2 separate regions of the Homo sapiens genome follow, and region 2 is linked to region 1. Evidence: chromatin contacts called from ENCODE Hi-C data. All regions are on one chromosome and are shown on one strand. Each heading gives the region's core, a stretch centred on a gene start or an enhancer-like site at or near the end of the contact. The rest is flanking DNA. Distances are from core to core; before and after follow the strand shown.

What was found. Hi-C counts contacts between places; a loop is a spot of excess contacts on that map. Pooled maps may share reads with other maps.
Region 2: a map of PC-3 shows a loop between it and region 1 (6-fold over the local background). The contact joins the promoter of ALG10 here to the enhancer-like site in region 1. A Hi-C loop is called at or near these places in 1 of 168 maps with a recorded cell type or tissue (PC-3), 2 of 37 single-sample maps with no recorded cell type and 5 of 50 pooled maps.

The regions. Positions count from the first base shown.
Region 1 is chr12:33,586,676-33,590,019 of GRCh38, forward strand. No RefSeq gene overlaps it. Among named protein-coding and RNA genes, the nearest start is that of SYT10, 150 kb to the left of the region's middle. RefSeq lists an enhancer at 933-1,853 and a cis regulatory region at 1,199-2,067. Within about 2 kb of position 1,521, at least 5 of the 41 ENCODE cell types and tissues checked have a DNase peak (open chromatin) inside an H3K27ac peak, as active enhancers do; they include PC-3, where a contact is called at or near this core.
Region 2 is chr12:34,020,885-34,024,228 of GRCh38, forward strand. It overlaps ALG10 (ALG10 alpha-1,2-glucosyltransferase), which reads left to right and starts at 1,612. Exons shown (of 3, transcript NM_032834.4): 1 at 1,612-1,886; 2 at 3,078-3,275. The coding sequence starts at 1,716. RefSeq lists silencers at 1,369-1,518, 1,432-1,618.

The DNA of each region.
Region 1 (3,344 bases), core at 271-2,770:
CACCATTTCAAGCTCAGTTTTTTCAAGGGATTTGCTAGGCTGGCGTAGCTAAGGCCTGTTATGACCCCTTGTTCTTGTCTAATTGCTGTATATTTTATGTTTTCCTAAAACCACAGGGGTTTTGTCAGACTTTTGTTTGCTTTGGCTTATATATATGTAGCCTTGTCTCCTTCTATGCTTACCCAATGCTAGGACCCTATACGTAAATCCTTTTCCTACTTTTGGGATGTTTCATAATTCTGGTAATATTGACATAGATCAATTTTGTTGACCTTTTTTCTAGGTCCCTTCTGGGTAATCGGAATGTTTGGAAAATATTTATTAACATTACTGGCGACATCTGTATTTTTAACGTTAGCTTGATTTAGGAATTATAGACATTCAAGTTACGGCTGAACCTATGACCATGCAATCCAAACCCAAGAAACAAAAAATTATGTAATTAAGATTCAAAGAAATATGATGTAGTTCCTGATCTCAAGCAGTTTGTGAACTACTCAGAGGAAATGCAACAAATGCATGTGCACATACATAAGAAAAGAAAACATGAGTTGAATAACAACACAAAATTAAAAGATTATTAGAATTAATACAATATTGTTCCAGGTTAATTGCCAAATGAGGAATATAGGTATTAGACCCATAGATCAGGCATCTGACTATTTCTATGAATCAAGGCCAGGGTCTCTGAAAGTTAACAAGGTCTGCCCAAGTTCTCAGTAAGATTTACTAATGGATTGACTGAGATTGACTAATGTGTGAACTATGGGAAAGGCATACAACTTGGCCACTTTTATGCTCCTTTGTGGAGTAACATGATCTGCCCTAGGAAAAGGAGTGCTTTGGTGAGAGGATTCAAAATCCAGAATTAGTCATGATTAAATCACATTGTCGATTTTTTTTCTATATATGGTTTTTGAGTAATTTTAAAAGATCTGTCATTGTTGTCCTTGGTGATTACACATTCAGCAAATATTCTTTGAGTACCTATTATATATTGGTCAGCATGCCTAGTTTACAGGTATAATAGTGAACAAGATGGACATAATACTTGCTTTTATTAAGTATAAAGCCTGGGAAAAATTAGACATTAAGTGGTAACACTGAATCTAAATAATTTTTATAAATATGTAAAATTCCAATTCAGTAATTCAGCAAATATTTACTAAGCACCTGCTCTGAGTCTGTGGTTATGTTACCGGCTGCAGGGCCTATGTGACTTAGCTGGACCCCTACCCCGCTTTTGTTGCCCAAGGCAATGTCTACATGACATAGCTGAATTCCTATTACCGGCTGCAGGGCCTATGTGACTTAGCTGGACCCCTACCCCGCTTTTGTTGCCCAAGGCAATGTCTACATGACATAGCTGAATTCCTATTACCGGCTGCAGGGCCTATGTGACTTAGCTGGACCCCTACCCTGCTTTTGTTGCCCAAGGCAATGTCTACATGACACAGCTGAATTCCTACTCAGCCTTAACTTTGTTAGGAAACAGCATGTCTGTGATCAAAAGTTTATTCTTAGAACTAAACCAGTTGAAACTTGCGAAATCCATGTTGGCAGTTTGCTTGACCTCTGATGAATCTCTAGCTTCATTGTAATCCAATTTTCATGACAAATGACTCACCCCTGGATGCCTTGACAGTTGATAATCACCATGACAATGACCAGAAGAAATGAAAAAATGACAGAAAAGAGGCGACTCCTAGGAAATCTCCATTCCTTACCAAGAAAAGCATAAATATTCCCCTGCTTGCTTTTAATGCCCAGCCCCTTCACTGAAGATACCCTATATCTGTAACTCCCTGGTTCTCTCTCAGGAGGTGATAAGTTGATTTGAGAGCCACACTCCCACTTCTGCATTTTATGGCCATCAGATAAAGCCTGTACTGTCTAATGCTCACTTTCAGTTTCGTATACTTGCTTGTGACACTGAACAGGAAAAGGCCCATTTTGGGGGGTAACTGGGACCCCCTGGTAACAGTTAGAGTACATCAGAAATTTACCAAAAAAAAAAAAAAGACAAAGATCATTCTCTTCATGAAGCTTATATTTCTATTATGGGAAGGAAGTTAGAAAATTAAAAAAAGAAGTACTATCTGCTGGAAGCTGGGAATGCTATAGTGCAGCAGGTGTGTGTGTGTGGCACTAAAGTAGGGTGAAAGGAATGGACAATGAGCAGGAGTGGTGGACTGGTGGGGGTGGACCACTCTCTTAAATAGGGGCATGGTACAGCTTATTGAGAAAGTGACATTTGAGAAACAGGTGAGGAGTTAGCTATGTGGATATATAGCGGAAGAATAATCAAGCAGAGCGAACAAACGGTGCAGAAGCCATATGGTGGAAATTTGCTTAAGTATTTGAGAACAGCATTGTGGCTGGAGTAGAATAAACGAGGGGAAATTGGTTAGAGATAATGTCAAGAGAGGAGTAGTTCAGGCAGATGATGTAGATCCTAGTAGGCCATTGTGTGAAGAGGCATTGGAGAGTTTTGAGTAAAACAGAGACAAGATTTGAGTGTTGTAATCTGACATACATGGTGAAAGGACCAATCTGTCTGCTAAGCTCTGGCTTCACTTAGTGGGGTTGGGCTTATAAAAACAAGTTCTATTAGGAAACTATTGAAATCATTCATATAAGAAATGACAGTGGGTTGGAGCAGAGCAGTAATAGTGGAAACAATGGAAAACAATTAGACTCTGAATATATTTTAAATAGAAAACAAACAGGATTTTCTAACAGATTGGATATAGAGCATAAGAAAAAGAAGACTCAATTTTGTTTTGTCCTGAATAAATGGAAAGATGAAGTGACCATCAATAGTGATGGAAAAGGCTGTATGAGACACCTCAGGGGACAGAGGCATGGGCATCAGAGGCTCAGTTTGGATTTTTCTGAGTTTGAGATGTATTTAGACACCCAAGTAGAGATTCCAGTAGGCAGTTAAATAAAAAAATCTCTATTGTTGGGGAGCATTTTCGACTGGAGATTCACAATAGATGGCACTTAAACCCATGAGCCTGAAGGAGGCCACACAGAGAGTGAGCATAAAGAAGAGAAGAAAAGCAAAGACAGAGCTCTGGCCTACTCCAACCTCATAAAGTCAGGGAGAGGAGGATGAAACACCAAAGGAAATGGGTAAGGAACAATGTGTGAAGCAGCAGGAGAGCCAAGTGAGTGATAACTAATGACACCGTACTATAAAATGAACCTGCAGATAAGGTAGCCCTTTACATGGAACACATTTGGAAGTGTGAAAATTTCTGTAGTTCCTCTTTTTCATATGCCACCTCACGCCAGCCATGTTCATTTTTGCCTTCATTAATGGGTCCTCCTTGCAAAGG
Region 2 (3,344 bases), core at 362-2,861, 430 kb after region 1:
GTATAGGAGTCAAATGTTTAACATAAACTATTGGTGGCAATTGTTATGAAGAAAAATGGAGAGCATAAATGTCTAGTCTTGTTCTACTCCCTTTAAAAACGACCCACTATTTCTAGGGTGGGTCAGTAAGCTGCAGAGTATATATAACACGATTTAGCAGGTCAACAGGTCAGGAGCTAATTACTTGTAGATCACATCAACCTCTTGAAGACTGAATCATCTGGAGATGTGTTACAAGTGACTTAAACAGATAAGTACAGCATGGACTCAACAATAAAATGGGAGATAATGGTTAAAACAAAGCTAAGCATCACATCAGAGTAGGATCCTCACATGACTTTATTCCAGTAATGTAAATGTTCCCATCCCAGCCCTCATTCACCACTACTTCCTCTTATCATTGAGGAAACAGGCAGAGACAGAATGGAAAGGCAGTCAGCTTAATTTAAGAAACTTTCTTAAGTTTAGAAATACTGAATTAGTTTTAACCCAGAAAAAGAGCTCAATTGAGAACTCTGAGGTTTGCAACCTTAAATCCCGCCTAAATTCTGATATATTCCTGCCAAAGGCAACCTGATTGAGGTTACCTGAGAAATAGTTTTTCTACAAAACATGGCCAACCATGCTCAAGACAAAATTACAACACATAATTTATCTTCGGCATTCTTCAAATTATTTACCTCATCTCCTGCCCCCAGCACCTAATCCCAGAATACAGGAATTTGATGATGTCTACACAGCCTATAAAAGTCCACAAATTTAAGTGCCTACTGTGTGAAAGCCATTTTGGGGACTACAAACATAAAGGATGTATAATGCCACCCACTAAGATGTTCACGCTTATGATTTAGTAGGAAAAACAGAAGGCTGCCTTACAGATATTAACAACCAAATTTACAGGCACACCTAAAACATCCCGAATTCTAAAATATATATGTATTTTCCAAATCCTACAGGGTAATATGACTATGAAAGTGCACTAGGAATGTCAATTTAACTAAATCCTCTGAGAGCATCCACATTTTGAAAGAGTTCTCTTTTAACCTAAACAAACAAACGAACAAACACTCCTCTCACTGAAGTTCATTCGGCATTGACGGGTCTCTGGTTCTTCAAGTTTTCATCTAAAACTCTCAGTCTTTGCTATCACAACCAACGCACCCTTCCTACACTCCAAAGTTGATGGAATGAAATGTCTTGGAATTGAGGGTTTAATTAATTCGGATCACTGGAGAGAAATAACAGAAATAACGGGGGAAAAAATGTGTCCATTTTAGGGCTTGGAATTGGAAACGTGGGGAAACGTCGCCACCTTCTGGTAAGTGATGGAAGTGAGCAGGAAAAAAGATCCAAGCTAAGAAGCGGCTTTTTTTTTTTTTTTTTTTTTTTTTTTTTTCTAAGCAGCAAGCCACGCACCTCCCGCGCTGGCGAAATCCGAGACCCGCCCCTTCCGGAAGTTTTGACACTTTGTGCGCCCCGGGCAATGCGATTGAGAGGGTAATCATCCGGTCCGTTATCTAAACCCGTCACTCCGGGAAACAGCGACCCGATCTTTCCGGATCCGCGCTCTCCCAGCATCCTTTGCCTTCCGGTATGTGGCCCCGTCTGGCTAGTCCCGCCTAGCGCGCCCATTTCGAGCCCAAGTTTCCAGCTCGGGTTTCCAGGCTCAGAATTTTCCAGGAGTAGGTTCTTGGGCAGTGGCTGTGGGAGCTGGAATGGCGCAGCTGGAAGGTTACTATTTCTCGGCCGCCTTGAGCTGTACCTTTTTAGTATCCTGCCTCCTCTTCTCCGCCTTCAGCCGGGCGTTGCGAGAGCCCTACATGGACGAGATCTTCCACCTGCCTCAGGCGCAGCGCTACTGTGAGGGCCATTTCTCCCTTTCCCAGGTGGGGTCCCCAACCTGTCCCCACCCCAGGAGAGGCCTGAGAGGTCCCAGCGTCCCCACGTCCTCCCATCCTTAGACTTCACTCGTCCTGTTCCACCCCCTCAAGCCTCAGAACATGAAAGAAACTGGGTATAGTCTTTTGTTCCTGTCTCTGAGATCTGTGAAATATTTATTAAATGAATGAATAAACAGCAGATCTGTCCTCCAGGAAGGAGTGATCTGGGAGAATACTCAACGGGGAACTGAGCCCTCCTCTTGGCAGCTGACGATATCGATCCCACTTTGTCTTTCCTTGTTTTAGGATTAAAGGCATTCGGGTGCTCCTTGGAAATACCAGAAAACTTTCCTTTAGCTCACCTGTCAAGCACCTCACTGTGCATTTTAGGGGTGGGATAGGGTGGACTGGAGGGATCTTCAGCTACCAAAAAGTGACAATTTATAATCACAAATTCCTTCCCTGGGTATTTTTAGTGAACTGTTAACTGGATAAACTGGCAACCAGTCAAGTCACATCATTTTTGAGTATATATTTGACTGTGCAAGTATGTACATATAAATATCAAAATAAGCATCCCCTGCTTCTCTGGTGACACAATATAGGGTACTGGCTAGAAATATAAAGTCTGTTTTAGAGAAAGATCTGATCTTAAATCTTGGTGCTGTGATTTACTAGTTTTGTGATCTTGGAGATGTTCTGAGTTTCAGAAATTCAGGTTACTCATCTGCAAAATGACAATAATCTTTACTATAGGGCATATTGTAACGTTAATACAGAGGGTTTGGCAACAATTTCTGTCTCAGTTTATGTTAGCTGTCATCATGGAGCCTGTGGTCCAAATGTTTTCCTAAACTTAAGAGTCCCAAACAATGTTTCCATGCTTTTAAAAACTGGAACATTTGCAGTTTATTTATCAAAATAAAGGCTTTTAAAGAACATTTCTTGGAAAATAGAAATAGATTTTAAGTTGTTGTTGTTTATTGGTTGCTGCTACCTGAACCATCACTAAGCTGGTCCGGGGGCAAAAAATAAGAAAAACGAATCCTGTTCTGCCAAGGACTTACTTAATCTTGTCATAGAATAACTTCTCAAAATTTCTGATTGTTGCTGGAGATGAGACTTGGGCTTGACATATTTGTGCCTGTCTTGTTCCTATTACCTCTTGCTTTTACTTCATTTTCTTTCATTTTAAAGTGGGATCCCATGATTACTACATTACCTGGCTTGTACCTGGTGTCAATTGGAGTGATCAAACCTGCCATTTGGATCTTTGGATGGTCTGAACATGTTGTCTGCTCCATTGGGATGCTCAGATTTGTTAATCTTCTCTTCAGTGTTGGCAACTTCTATTTACTATATTTGCTTTTCTGCAAGGTACAACCCAGAAACAAGGTATGTTTCAAAATACTTAATTACAAGTTTATGTGTAGTCAGGTCCACAATTACAATGAATTAGTTTTA